Regions from separate parts of the Homo sapiens genome. Here region 1 is linked to region 2. Evidence: chromatin contacts called from ENCODE Hi-C or POLR2A ChIA-PET data. All regions are on one chromosome and are shown on one strand. Each heading gives the region's core, a stretch centred on a gene start or an enhancer-like site at or near the end of the contact. The rest is flanking DNA. Distances are from core to core; before and after follow the strand shown.

Evidence for each region. Hi-C counts contacts between places; a loop is a spot of excess contacts on that map. ChIA-PET counts read pairs that join two places held with the same protein, here RNA polymerase II (POLR2A). Pooled maps may share reads with other maps.
Region 1: a loop to region 2 is called in a map of naive thymus-derived CD4-positive, alpha-beta T cell, with 7 times the contacts of the local background. The contact joins the promoter of BATF here to the promoter of IFT43 in region 2. A Hi-C loop is called at or near these places in 1 of 168 maps with a recorded cell type or tissue (naive thymus-derived CD4-positive, alpha-beta T cell), 1 of 37 single-sample maps with no recorded cell type and 7 of 50 pooled maps. POLR2A ChIA-PET finds 5 or more read pairs at or near these places in 1 of 52 experiments (PC-9).

Annotation. Positions count from the first base shown.
Region 1 is chr14:75,516,749-75,523,806 of GRCh38, reverse strand. BATF (basic leucine zipper ATF-like transcription factor) reads right to left here and starts at 1,338. Exons shown (of 3, transcript NM_006399.5): 1 at 1,062-1,338. The coding sequence starts at 1,124. LOC105370572 (a long non-coding RNA gene) reads right to left here. Exons shown (of 3, transcript XR_944037.3): 3 at 4,033-6,416. RefSeq lists enhancers at 1,041-1,370, 6,465-6,534.
Region 2 is chr14:75,982,396-75,988,878 of GRCh38, reverse strand. IFT43 (intraflagellar transport 43) reads right to left here and starts at 3,116. Exons shown (of 9, transcript NM_001102564.3): 1 at 3,039-3,116. The coding sequence starts at 3,092. It also overlaps a transcript of TGFB3 not described here. RefSeq lists silencers at 2,826-3,135, 6,090-6,209, 6,340-6,483 and enhancers at 2,962-3,463, 6,250-6,309.

The DNA of each region.
Region 1 (7,058 bases), core at 89-2,588, 460 kb after region 2:
CTCCGTTATTAGAGGCTTAGGATATACGCCCTGTTCAATATTTATATACTTTTATTTTGGCTGCAGCATTTTGAAAACCCTTGTGGATATCTGTGCTAAGGAAAGAATGAAGTTTTTAAACTATGAAGGTTGAGAAAATTTTAACCCACGGATACATGTCGGATGAGAAAGAGGAGGGCTTCCTACAGCAAGGGATGTCAAGAGTGTGGTGCAGAACAAAACCCTAGAAGCTGTGAGATGGGCAGGGCACTCCTTTTTTGGTAATCCTCAAGCTAAAACCTTTGGACTTGGAAGTCACAATCTAGACTCCAAATGCTCCCACAATCCCTATCTCAGTCTCTCTGGTTTCCCCAGAGCTAAGATGAACTACCAGCAAATGTCTTCCAACAAATTTCCAGAGCCACCTCCTCATTCATTTCCTTGCTCCTATCCAGAAGCCACAAGCAAAGAGATATTGGCTGGACCTCTAGCATCTCCCCTTGCTGGCTGTGCTAGCAACAGAGGCAGTGCCCCAGTAGAGAGATCCTTCTATGCTAGCCTGGGTTTCTCCTCCTCCTCCTCCTTCTTCCTCTTCTTCTTCTTCTTTTTTTTTTTTTTTAACTTTTCCCTAACCCCTTTTCTCCCCTTCCCTATTGGCTGTCTCCTGGGAAACTGCATATCTAGGATTTGAGCTGTGCATGCCAGCGGCCCACTTGAAAACTCCTCTCACTTTTCTACAGCCTTGGAGAACAGTAGACTCTTTTCTCTGCATTCTTTGATGTTCATCCTCCTCTTTGCTTCCTAGAAAGCTTTTTAGGGTGGCAACCCCAGTGAGGCAGAGGTGATAGGCAGCCTTGGAAAATGGAGAGAAAAAGGGGCTTTGGCAGAATGGGTGGAAGGATGAGGATCTCTGCCAATATGCACAGCTTAGTAGCAAATTCCATGTCCTAAGTCTAACAGAGTGCCCGTGCAACGAGCCACTTCCTCCATCCTCAGCTCCCTGGGCAGGACAAGGAAGCCTGGCTCTCTTTCCATCCCCCAGGAGAATCAGAAGGTAGGAGAGAGAAAAAGGAGGACTCTACCTGTTTGCCAGGGGGAGGAGAGCGGCTGAAGCTGGAGTCACTGCTGTCGGAGCTGTGAGGCATGGCTGAAATCTTCCGGGCTCTCACACTCAGCCCCAGGCACCTCTGGGCTCTCTTGTCACCAGCTGGGCTCCCTTCCTGACTTCTCCTGGGCCACCAGCCCACCACCCCCTACAGGTGCCTCCTCTGCCTGCCCTGTAGCCACCTCTGACCCCTGCGTCCTCCTCACTCTGGGGTGCAGAGGGACTGCTCCCCAAAGGGACATGTCGCTCGCTTTGGGGCTTGCACGCTCTCTCTCTCTCTTGTGGTTTCTGGTAACTCACGCTGGAAGTCACATGGGCGGAAACTTCAGCGAGTTAGAAGTTAGAGAGAAAAATACATATCTGGGAAAAGACCTACAGAATTATGTGAAAGAAAAAAAAATACAGATACCTTCCGACAGTTTGAAAGACACAGCAGCCCTCTTCAATTGATGAAGATAAAAGAGAAAAACAGCCCAGGCAGGGAAAAACCCCAGCCAGAATTAGCAAGTCCGTCTTCTGTCAACATGGGCAGAGAGGAGAGGACAACCAGGAAAATGTTTCCATTGTCATACGACTTGATTTTTAAACCAAAATAAAGCAAAAACACTGGGATTTCTTTCTGGTTTTCAGCCGAAAGCAGCTGCTCACCCATCTTGTCTTTCCTCACCCCTTAAGTCCAGCCAGCCTCGGGGTGGTCTGGAGATAAGACGATCCAAGGGTATTCTCCTTTCCTGACCATCAAACACAAGGGCTGTGGGAGATCAGAAAGCCACAAGGGAGGTTCTAGAATTGCTGCTCTGAAAGCCTATTAAGCGCCTGTGCTGCTTGGCAGGGAGCTCACACTCTTTAGAGAAAAGATGCCTTCCATATTGAGCAGCTCAAGACAGGCCCTGAATCTTTATGATTCAAGGTCACCTGGTCAGAACCCAGAATGCAGAAACAGTTAAAAAAAAAAAAGAAAGAAAGAAAGAAAGAAAAAGTGAAACAAATACTACACTTGGAGTCAGACCAACCAAGATTTAAATTCTGGTTCTACCACTTTGTATGTCTGTGGCCCTGGGTAGCTCACTTGAGCTATGTGACCTTCATTATCTTCATCTGTAAACAGAGGATGATAAAACCTGCCCTGCCTACCTCTTAGGAATGTGGCACAAAGCAAATGACAACGCGGATTAGAATGCCCCGCAGACTCTGAAGTAAATGACCGAGAGGGTAAGTGTAGGGTATTCCCAGCCTTGCCATGAGCGCATTTGTAGGGTTCTCAGTGATCAATTCAACCCTCACCTGGGCATCGTGGCTTTTTCAAAAGGCCTTACCTTATTCCCAGTATGGCTCGAAGCCAAACATTTGCCTTATTAAATTTTAGGATTGACAGGAAGTTACGGCTCCTAGAGGATTTTTGTATCCATGAGCTGAATTTCTAGACTAAGACAATATTGCCCTAAGGTTAAATTAAGTAAGACAAAATTCCTTTCCTATGGAGGAAAATAAAGCAGGGTTGGAGGTTAGGGAATTCTGGGTGGTCAGAAGGGCCTTGCCCAAAGAGGGGATACCTGAGCAGAGATTCGAAGAAAGAGAGGGAGTGAATGGTGAGTGTCTCAGGGAAGGACATTCCAGGACCTGAGGTGGAAGTGTGCTTGAGTATTGGAAAAAGAGCAGGGGGGCCAGGTAGTTGGATATCAGAGGCAGCAAAAGTGGCAGGCGATGAGGTCAGTGAGGTAATGGCCCGGTCAGGGAGGGCCTTAGAGGCCAACATCAGGATTTTAGCTTTCATTCTGAAAGACACAGTGAGCCCATGGAGGGTTTCCCCTTCCACCTTCATTCTTATCCTCTACCTCAGCTACTATTCATTTCTCCCATAGCAGTTACCCAATTTTATACTTATTTTATTCGTTTACTGATTTATCTTTTTCCTGTTTCCCTCAATAGAATGTTAAAACCATTTACACCTTTATTAATATATTCAACAAACGTTCATGGTGCATCTACCATGTGCCAGGCACTAAGTACTGAGGATACAGTTAGTAAAAAGAAGCTTGACTTTTTGTCTAAATGAGATAGTCTATCAGTGTTCGCTGCCCAAAAAACTACCAGAAACTTCGATGACTCAAGCCATTTATTTGGCTCATGAGTCTGTGGGTCATCTGAAAGGTTCTTTGGGGATAGGCTGGGCTAGGCTGATCTCGGCTAGGCTCGGTCATGTGTCCTCAGACAGCTGGTAGGTTGGCTGATAATTGACTGGTCTGGCCTGGCTTTGCCTTGGGCATTTCTCCTCCACATGGTCTCTCATCCACCAACAGGCTGGTCGGAGCATGTTTATTTGATAGTGGCAGGATTCCAAGAGTAGGAGCAGAAGCATTCGAAGCCCCATGGAACCCAGGCTCAGAGCTAGCACAGAACTCAGAACCTGCCACATTCTATTGGCCGAGGAGAGTCACAAGGCCAGTTCAGACTCAATGAGTTGAGAAACAGACTTCACTTCTCGATAGGAAAAATTTAACTAATTGTGGCAATTTCTACAATCTCCTACAGATGAGAAGCCATTGGAGGTGTCAGAGCAGAGGAGTGACATGATCTGACTTAGGTTTTTAGAGGATCTCTCTGGACACAGTTGAGATTTTACGATAGGGGAGCAAAGTGGAAGCAGGGAGATGAGTCAGGATTTCAGTATTGGATTACTGCAACCATCCAAACAAAAGATGCTGGCAGCATAGGCCAGTTAGACAGTGATGAAAGTGGTGAGAAGTGGGCCCTGTAAAAACCAAAGTCTGTGTTTCTCTTGTTTATAGTCATATGCTCAGTACCTAACAGATGCCGAGTAAATGGTTTTCAAACGAATGAATGCATAAGTGAATTCACTTTGCTCTTCATTTATGGCACTTATGACCTGCATTATCCTAGTGTATTGAAAGCCCTTTCAGGACAATAATAGTCATATTTATGTTTCATTCGGTTTAAATTAACATTTATTTATCACCTATTACAGAGCAGAATTCTTAAATATGAATAAGACAGAGACTCTGCTCTCACAGAAAAAAGAAAACATAGTCAAATAACCAAACAGGTTATTATAAATGTTACAAGCGTTCTAAGTATTACAGCGTATGGATGAAGTTCTTAGCTCTTTGAACATCCTATCATTCAACAAGTAAACACTTGTTGAATGAATGATTGCTTGATTCTGTCATTCCCAATCAATGTACTGATTTAATATTTAACAGAGACTAATGAGAGAAATGCAAAATTAGTTTTTACATAAAAAGACGGGTCTTATTTAATAGTATTAATTATACATTATTTTTAAATATTTAAGATTAAAAAATAATAAACACTTATGTAGCCACCATTAAGCTGAAGAAATAAATTATGAATAGAGCCGAAGCTTCCTTCATCCCTTTCTAATTCCGCTTCCTCCCCACCCCAGGTAACCCATTATCCAGATGTGGGGTTTATCATTCTTATGCATTTTTCTATACTTGAACCAAACCTGTATGTATGCCTAAGCAATATATAATATTGTCCTGCAGGATTTTAAACTTTTTACCTTGCTAATATTTTTTATTTGATTTTCAGCATTGTATCTGAATGGTAATGGCAAGGTTTGGGATATACACATCCCACTGATGTTATCCTGGAGAACTCCAGGAAGCTACCAAGTAACAGTTATAATAAAACTGGCATGCGCTCAGTGAACATCAGCCTAAAGCCTAAAGATAGTATTAAGGTAGTGGTTGCTGGATACTACAAACCCTTATGCTGACAGCTGGCTGATATAGGGCCTGGTACAAACTAGAAAACAGCGCCACCTCTAGGTAGGCAACCTCATACCAAAGCGTATGGCCTGGCAAGCCCTCACTTGACCTCTCAGGTTGGAGCCCTTGAACAGTGAACAACCTGCACAACTATACCTAGCATCCTTGCCATATGCTACTTACTGTGTACCGGGAATAGTATATGAATTGGCTCCATTTAATTCTCATGACAGTCACAGGAGGTAAGCACCGTTTCCCCACCTCACCCCATTTTATGTATGTGGAATATTGAGGCACAAGGAGATTAGGTAACATTCCCAAGATCATACAGCTAGAAAAGTCACTGGAGCTAGGACTCAAACTCAGGCAATTTGGTTCAATGCTTATAAGCACCATGCTCTACCACATCTCATTTTAATCTTCCCCAGGATTCCACAGAGCAGGTATCATAATTAGATTCTAAAATTTATATGCAATTAAGGCACAGAGAGTTCGATCATTTGCCCAAGGTCACACAGTTAGCAAGTGACAGAGTTGGGAGCAGTCTAACGTATTCAAACAGTAGACAACTGCCAAGATGCTACTCAGCTCCAGGCTGTCATTAGAAGAATGCCAAGAAATAACCATACCTCCAAACCTCCTGCCCTTAGATTACTTTATTAGGCTTGGAACCCTTGTAATTGCTGTAATAATTACTAGGAACTTGGATATAGCTGTTTTACTTGGTATAAACTTTCTGGAAACACGTTCAGGAAAAAATTCAAAAGACCACTCCAGTTTGAAATAATGAAGGGTGGGGGAATGTGGGGCGGGGAGGGTCACATGCATTAAAATGCCTTAATTGCCCTAAATTTTTAAAAGAAATATAGTTGGAATACTTTGGGATAAAAGACTCCTCAAAACACTCTGTGCATTTATGGCATTTTAAGAATAAAGGTAGGCTGGGTGCAGTGGCTCATGCCTGTAATCCCAGCACTTTGGGAGGCCAAGGCAGGCAGATCACTTGAGGTCAGGAGTTTGAGACCAGCCTGGCCAACATGGTGAAACCCTGTCTCTACTAAATATACAAAATAATTAGCTGGACATGGTGGCGCACTCCTGTAGTCCCAGCTACCCGGGAAGCTGAGGCATGAGAATTGCTTGAACCAGGGAGGCGCAGATTGCAATGAGCGGAGATTGCCCCACTGCACTCCAGCCTGGGTGACACAGCAAGACTCTGTCTCCAAGAAAAAAAAAAAAAAAGAGTAAATGTAGAGCCTCCTGTTTCAGCTATCTATTGCTACACAATGAGTTACCCTAAACAACTTTAAACAATAAGCATCTATTATCTCACACAGTTTTTGAGAGGCAGGAATCTAGGAACACCTTGGCTGAGTGGTTCTGGCTCAGGATCTCTCATGAGGCTGCAGCCAAGTTATCAGCTGAGGCTCTGGTCATCTGAAGACTTGATTGGGACTGGAAGATTCATTTACAAGATGGCTCCCTCATATGGATGTTGGCAAGACATCTCAGTTCCTCCTCACATGAGTCTCCCCACGGGGCTGCCTGAGTGTCCTCCCCATGACATGGCAACTGGCTCCCTGGAGAGTGAACAACAAGAGAGAGAAATAAAGAAAGAGAGAGAGACAGAGAGAGAGAGAGAGAGAGAGAGAGAGAGAGAGAGGAGTTGCAGTGTCTTTTATGACCTAGTCCTCCATCTTTGTTCTACTCTTGGGGCCGGGTGGCATGGCTCATGCCTGTAATTCTAGCACTGTGGGAGGCCGAGGCAGGAGGATTGCTTGAGTCCAGGAGTTTGAGACCAGCCTGGGCAACATGGTGAGACCTTGTCTCTACAAAAAATTAGCTGGGCAGAGCTGAGGTGGAAGAATCACTTAAGCCCAGGAGGCGGAGGTTGCAGTGATTTGAGACTGAGCCACTGCACTCCAGCCTGGGCAACAGGCTGACCTAAAAGAAAAAAGTAGAATGGAGCACTGAGTCCAGCCCACACTTGAGGGGAGGCAAATGAGTCTCTACCTCTTAGAGGGAGGAGTATTAAATAAAGAATTTATGGACTTAAAATCACCATATTCCCCAACTGATTTCTGAGGAGACATTTAGCTGGATGTAAGCAATATGATATGAGGTCGAGGGGGAGTTGAGAGGCAGCATTCTGGTCCTAGCTTTGCCCCCAATTGACTCTGAGATTGTAGGAAGGTCTCCTTCCCTCTCTGGGCCACTGTTTC
Region 2 (6,483 bases), core at 1,867-4,366:
GGAGAAACAGAAGGCACTGCTGACCCAAATGTCATTTGGGCCACTACTGAGATGACAATCCAGCCGGGCGCAGTGGCTCACAGCTGCAATCCCAGCACTTTGGGAGGACGAGGCAGGCAGATCACAAGGTCAGGAGATCCAGACCATCCTGGCTAACACGGTGAAACCCCGTCTCTACTAAAAACACAAAAGATTAGCCTGGCGTTGTGGCGGGCGCCTGTAGTCCCAGCTATTTGGGAGGCTGAGGCGGGAGAATCGCTTGAACCTGGGAGGCGGAGGTTGCAGTGAGCCGAAATTGTGCCACTGCACTCCAGCCTGGGTGACAGAGCAAGACTCCATCTCAAAACAAAACAAAAAAAAAGATGACAAGCCTGGGAAGGTAAGCAAGGACTGGATTTATGATGATGTGGTGGAGAACGGGATTTGAGTTACTTGGACATGTTTTTAGAAAACCCTCTAAAACCCCTTAAAACAAAGCACCTGAGGTCAGTTCTATTTGATAGGAAAATAGGAAATTAAGACAGGTTCTCACTCTGTTGCCCAGGCTGGAGTGCTCACCGCAGCCTCCACCCCCTAGGCTCAAGTGATCCTCCTACCTTGCCCTCCTGAGTAGCTGGGACCACAGGTACACACCACCATATCTGGATACTTTATTTTATTTTTTTGTAGATATGGGGTCCCCCTGTGCTGCCCAGGCTGGACAAGGTTTTCTTTCAACAGCTATAGAGATGGCAAAAGAAAATTCTATTTTCTACCCAAAGAAATGCAGTTACAAATTCCTCTAGAATGGGCAGATACCTCATGCCACAGGTCAGAGAAGAAGGTGGTAAATGCTCCCATGTTCCTACGCAGGATTTTAGGAAGGCTTAATTTCAAATCTGCAGCTTGGCATGAAAATCATTATCAAACAGGCTTTTGGAAAGAATTCCTAAATTCCATGGTAAATGGAAAACAGCATTTGCTCTGATATGTACAGTAACTGGGTTTGCCTTTACAGACATTAAGGGAAATCTAGTACAAGAATTTTGAGACATTATCTTTGGAAATCAGAGCACTTCAAAATTCTTGGCCATCAAATGAATCATTTGCAGGTGTTTCCCAAGGCCCTCCGGTGGAGACTCTGCCTCTAAGGCTTCCCAGCACATAAACAAAACTTTATTTAGTCAGACTCTTGGGTGCTGAAATATTTATACTTTTGCTTACTTTGTTTAAAAAAAACAGCATTAATATAAGCACTTTTAGATCTCATTTAATGTGGCTTCCTTTGATTCTCACAATAATGGACAGAAACTGAGACTGCTGTCATTTTACAAAGGAGGAAACTGAGGCCTAGGAAGGTGATGAAGTGGCTGACATAAACCTAGGAGCAAAGCCTTCTGATTTCAGATCCTGGGTTTCCTGGGTGCTTTCCACTCTACCCTGCTGAAACTTGTTTTAAGATGTTCTAAGGACTGACTGCCCCACTAAACTGAGAGGGGTTACAGAAGAGCTCGTAAAAACTCTTATGCAATGTCGACACTTCAAATTGTAGTGTCATTTAGGTTTCAGGGATGGTGGAAACAATCTTTCTGATAATAAGCAGCTTATTTTCTTCTCAAGTCAGACAATTCCATCCCTTCACCATGGTTGCCCTTTTCCATTTGTCACAGCACTGAGTATCTGAATACAGCATCCTACATATGGCGGTTGTGCTAAAACAAAAATTCAATGATCTTGTCGCTAAATGCTGTTCACAGGTGTTTTCTCTAATAATTTTTAAGTATTTCAAGGTTTTAAACTTTTTGAAGACCCTGTATAGATCCATAGGGTAGAAAAACTTCTTTACTGCCTGATTTTTGTGTATGTTAAATGTAGTCTATTTATTGCCCATCTTCTCCCACTACAACATAATCACATGAGGGCAGGAACTTTGCTTTATTCATTGCTGTATCTCCAGCACCTAGGACACTGCCTGATACACAGTAGGGGCTCAATAAATATTTGTTGAATGAATGAATAACTACATTCACATCCCCAGGTACTAAAAAACATTCACGTATCAGCAGGCCTGGTGACCTTCAAAACACTTAGAGATTTCACAGCAGACACTAAAGACTTGCTCTGGGGCCCAATCTTTTAGTAAGTGCGATCCTAACCAGTTTTAAAGATAAAAAGGCCTGATGGGGGTTACAAAGGAGGAAGGTAGACACTGAACTTGGGTCTTGAATCTAGCTCCATTATTTACTAACTATAACGCTGGGTAAACCACAGCCTCATAGGCAGCAGTAGCTAACCTCTTCTGACCTCTTCCGTGATAACATATGCCAAGCACTGAGTTACACGCTTCCCATGTATTGTTGCATTTCCTTTTCACTGTAACACCTCCATTCTAGGCATAAGGAAACCAAGGCTCGGAAAGGTTAAATCGTTTTTTAGGTTTTTTTTTTTTTTTTGAACCCAGGCAACAGCTCTATGCTCCATCTGGCCTCAGTGCCTGAGCACCTAATCACTCCCTCACGTTACAAATCGGTCTTGGTTTCCTTAACTACTGAGGTAACTGAGGTTAACTCCCACCTCCCCACGGGGATTACCGGGAAGAAAGGCCGTCCCTGCCTGCCTCCCTTCCATGCATAAAACAGTGCGGCTTTTGCAGGAACTTCTGCGACGAGGTGTCCCAAAGGAAAAACTCTAGGATGGGAGCGAGTGCGACCCCGGCCGGGGCTCCCCTATCACCCTGTGATCGATCTGTTCTGGGGAAGTTCGCACTCGGGGCTCTAGAAAACGGAGAAAGGCTCGGAAATTTCCCACGGTCCTAGACGCCGGCGGGGACAGGGTGTTTTCTACTTTCTGAGGATTTTAAAGAAAGCAAACCCCAGGCCAGCAGCGGCGGAGCCCACAGTGGCCTGGGGGCGGGGCGGTGAGGCTGCCTCCTTCTGGGCCTCACCCGGCGCGGCGCGAGGCCTGCCGCCCTGAGTCGCCTCAGAGAAGTCGGGGCCGGCGGGGTCGCTCCTCCCCACCCGCCAAATCCTGGCCCCCAAGGCCCCCGAATTGGTCCTCACGGAGGTAGCCAAGCTGTAGCGAAGCTCCTCGTCCAAGTCGAGCAAATCCTCCATCTCCGCGGCCGCCTGACGTCACTTCCTGGAAACCGACTGGCCCAGACGCGTCCCTGCTAACAGCCCCGCCCCTCCACCCCAATTTTTAAAGGGTACGCAGCATGGTTCCTGGATTCTGTGTGCCATCCTCCAAACTACCGAATCTTTCTTAAATCTGCCTTGCTTGACATCTGGAAGCAACCTCCGGTTATTAAAACTCGCCAACGCTGCTCCTGCGAGACGGTAAAATAATTTGGTCGTTAGGAACTGTCTGTATTTGTAGCTCTGTTTAAATATATCAATATATTAAGTGCAAAGCACTACTACTGCTATACTGATGCCTCCCACTTGTACAGCTCTTTGCAAGGTACAGAAGGCCGTCACAGTTATTGGCTTAACGTGAGGGGCATTAACAACCTTGTGTGGGAAGCAAGATAAGTGGTATTGTTTCCATTTGACAGATGAGAAAACAGGGAATCAGGTGTAATAAATGGTTTACCATGAATTATGGAAACTGCAATATACATAATCTCTGCCTTCAAGAAGTTTACAGAGAGGCTGAATCAACACATCAAATAGCTGAGTAGTAATAACTTTCAAAAGTACAAATATTCAATATCTCATTAAATCCCAATAATCCCGCAAAGTGAGTAGCAGTAGTATCTCTAACACAACAATAAAGCACACTGAGGTACAAAGAAGGGGCTTGAGGAAAATCACCTAAGTGCCAAGCAGCAGAGCCAAATGCCCTTCTGACACCAGACATTACTGGAGTATTTATCTCCAGCACATACTACTGGGTGCCAGCCATTCTCCTAGGCTGGCAGAGGGAGATGTACCACAAATTCCCAGCCTAATGGGGCATTTAAGTTGCGTCTTTGTTGACTCTTCATATGAGATCTCCAAGTCAATATCACTGGCCAGGTCCCTGACACTGGTTGGCTGAGATCCATAGGAGATGGGCTGATAGCCCTGAAAGCAAACAACATTCCAGTATTATGTTGAGGGGAAGGCCTGGATGGACACAGGTTAAAAGCAAGGATTCGGAAGTGGGAGTAGCACCCCTGAAACCTCATTGCAAGCATTTCTTAAATATCCAGTAAATCACTCAGTTCAGTCACACATGTTACTGGATAGGACTGTGTGTTAGCATGCCTGTGACAGCAAGAGCACTGGCCTGGATATCAGAAGAGCTGTGTTCTCATCTTAGCTCTCCTGAAAACTACCTGTGTAGTCAGAGCAGAGCCCTTTCCGCTATCAGTTTCCTCCCTTGTAATTACTTTAGAGATTATCTCTAAGATCCTTTGTTAACTTGCTTCTCAGTGAGAATACTTTGTTAGATTTTAATCTGAAGAAACACTCATTGCCAAAAATCCAAGACAGATGAAATATAGGCTCCAATGAATCCCTTGTTCCCTTCTTCTTCGGCACCAGATGAGGAAGAAGGGATTAATCTTTGGATTTTTCCATTTCTTGTAAGCTCACAGCATACGACCATCACCTTATAGTCAGTTTCCAGACCTTCACCCCCACTTCTTCCCCAACTTGCTGAAAACAGAAGGCAAATGGTCCTCACTCTGGGCAGAGAGGTACCCTGCAGTAGTAGCTTCCAGAACTTGCTTAGCACCTGAATCACGTGTGAGGTTTGTAAAGAAACAGAGATGCCAGGGCCTCAGCTCTGGAGACTGATTTGGTAGAGGTGGAGTCCAAAAAAGTATAACTTTAATAATTTTCCTTCCTATCTTGCAACTGTCTGCTCAAAGGCCTTCCCTTATCACCCTATTTGAAACTGCAACATCCCCCAACCTAGGCACACCCCATCCTCCTTCCCTGCTTGATTTTCTGCCACACCACATTTGTTTGTTTGCTTGTCTGTTTGAGACACGGTCTTGCTCTGTCGTCCAGGCTGGAGTGCAGTGGTGCAATCTTGGCCCCCTGTAAACTCTGCCTCCCTGGCTCAAGTGATTATCCTGCCTCAGCCTCCCAAGTAGATGCCTGCGCCAACATGCCGGGCTAATTTTTCCATTTTTTTGTAGAGACTGGGTTTCGCCGTGTTGCTGGGGCTGGTCTCGAATTCCTGAGCTCAAGTAATCCTCCTGCATGGGCCTCCCCAAATGCTGGGATTACAGGCGTGAGCCACTGCACCTGGCTCAGCACTTTTTACCGTACTACATCATTTACATATTTATTTAGTTTATCGCCTCCTCCACTGCCCCACCCCTGCCTCTAAAATAAAATTTCCCTGAGGGCAGGAGTTTTGTTTCGTTCACTGATATTCTTCACAGAGCCTAGAATAGTGCCTGGTATATAGTAAACATTAAACTTTTTCTGAAATTTCAGAGGCAGTATAGCATAGTAATTAAGTCCAGAATCTGGCAACGTCCTGGGTCCAAATCCCAACAGCTGACACCTAATAACTATGTGACCTTGGGCAAGTTACTTTTAAAGTTTCTACCCCTAGGTTTCCCATTGGTTTTGCAAATGAAAGTAATGCCTACCCAAGCTAGATAGCCTGTGTAAAATATCGCCTCCATCACTCACAAGCAGTGTGGTCTGTAAAAAAAAAAACAAAAAACTCTATGCCTCAGTTTCCTCATCCGTAAAGTGACCCACCGCTGTGCTGGGATACAGAGAACAGCCCCTTCAGTTAGTGGCCTGGAAGCCAGACCTCTCAGAAAGGGTCCAGGAAGGCTGGAGTGAGATGGGGTGGGAGCGGCACTCACTCTCAGGAAAGTTCAGTTCAGAGGCAAGCCCTGTGTTGCGGGGTGCGGGGAGCCACGTGCCCTACCCTCCCTTGGCTGCTCGTGGGAAAAGGCCTAGAGGTTCGGGCCGAGAAGAGGAGCGAAAGCACAGAGCCGACTTCCCCTCACCCATCTGGGAAATGGGCTCGGGCCAACTGCTGACTTCGCGCTCGCTGGCGCAGCTCCCTGCGGAGACCTCGGCGGGGAGGGAGGCTGAACATCTGGATGACATTTCTGCGAGAGCGGCTCCGGAGCGGCGGTCGGGGAGGGAGAGGTGCGCTCGTGCGCACGTCGGGCCGGGAGGGAGGCGATTCCTCGGGGCCTGGGTCTTGTTTTTCTCGCTCTCTACCGCAGCCCCTTCTCCCGCCCCTCAGCCCCCACCCCGCAGCCCCCAGCCCCCGAGCCTCCCCGGCTCCCGACCAGCCGAGCTCCTTCACTGGCGGCCTCGCCTCGCCAGAGGGCACCCTCGATCTTCCGGAAAACGCCACCATTTTTCACTGCCCCTGGAGCGTCTCCAGGCTTCTGCCCGCCTCCCGACTCCGATCTTGTCAATGAAGAATCGGGCCAGGATCGCCGCGGAGCGGACGCCGACCCTCCGACCCGGCTCGCAGGCTGGGAGTCCCCTCTGCGAGGCTGGCATGGCCGCCCCTACCGGGTCCCGCGCCCTCTGC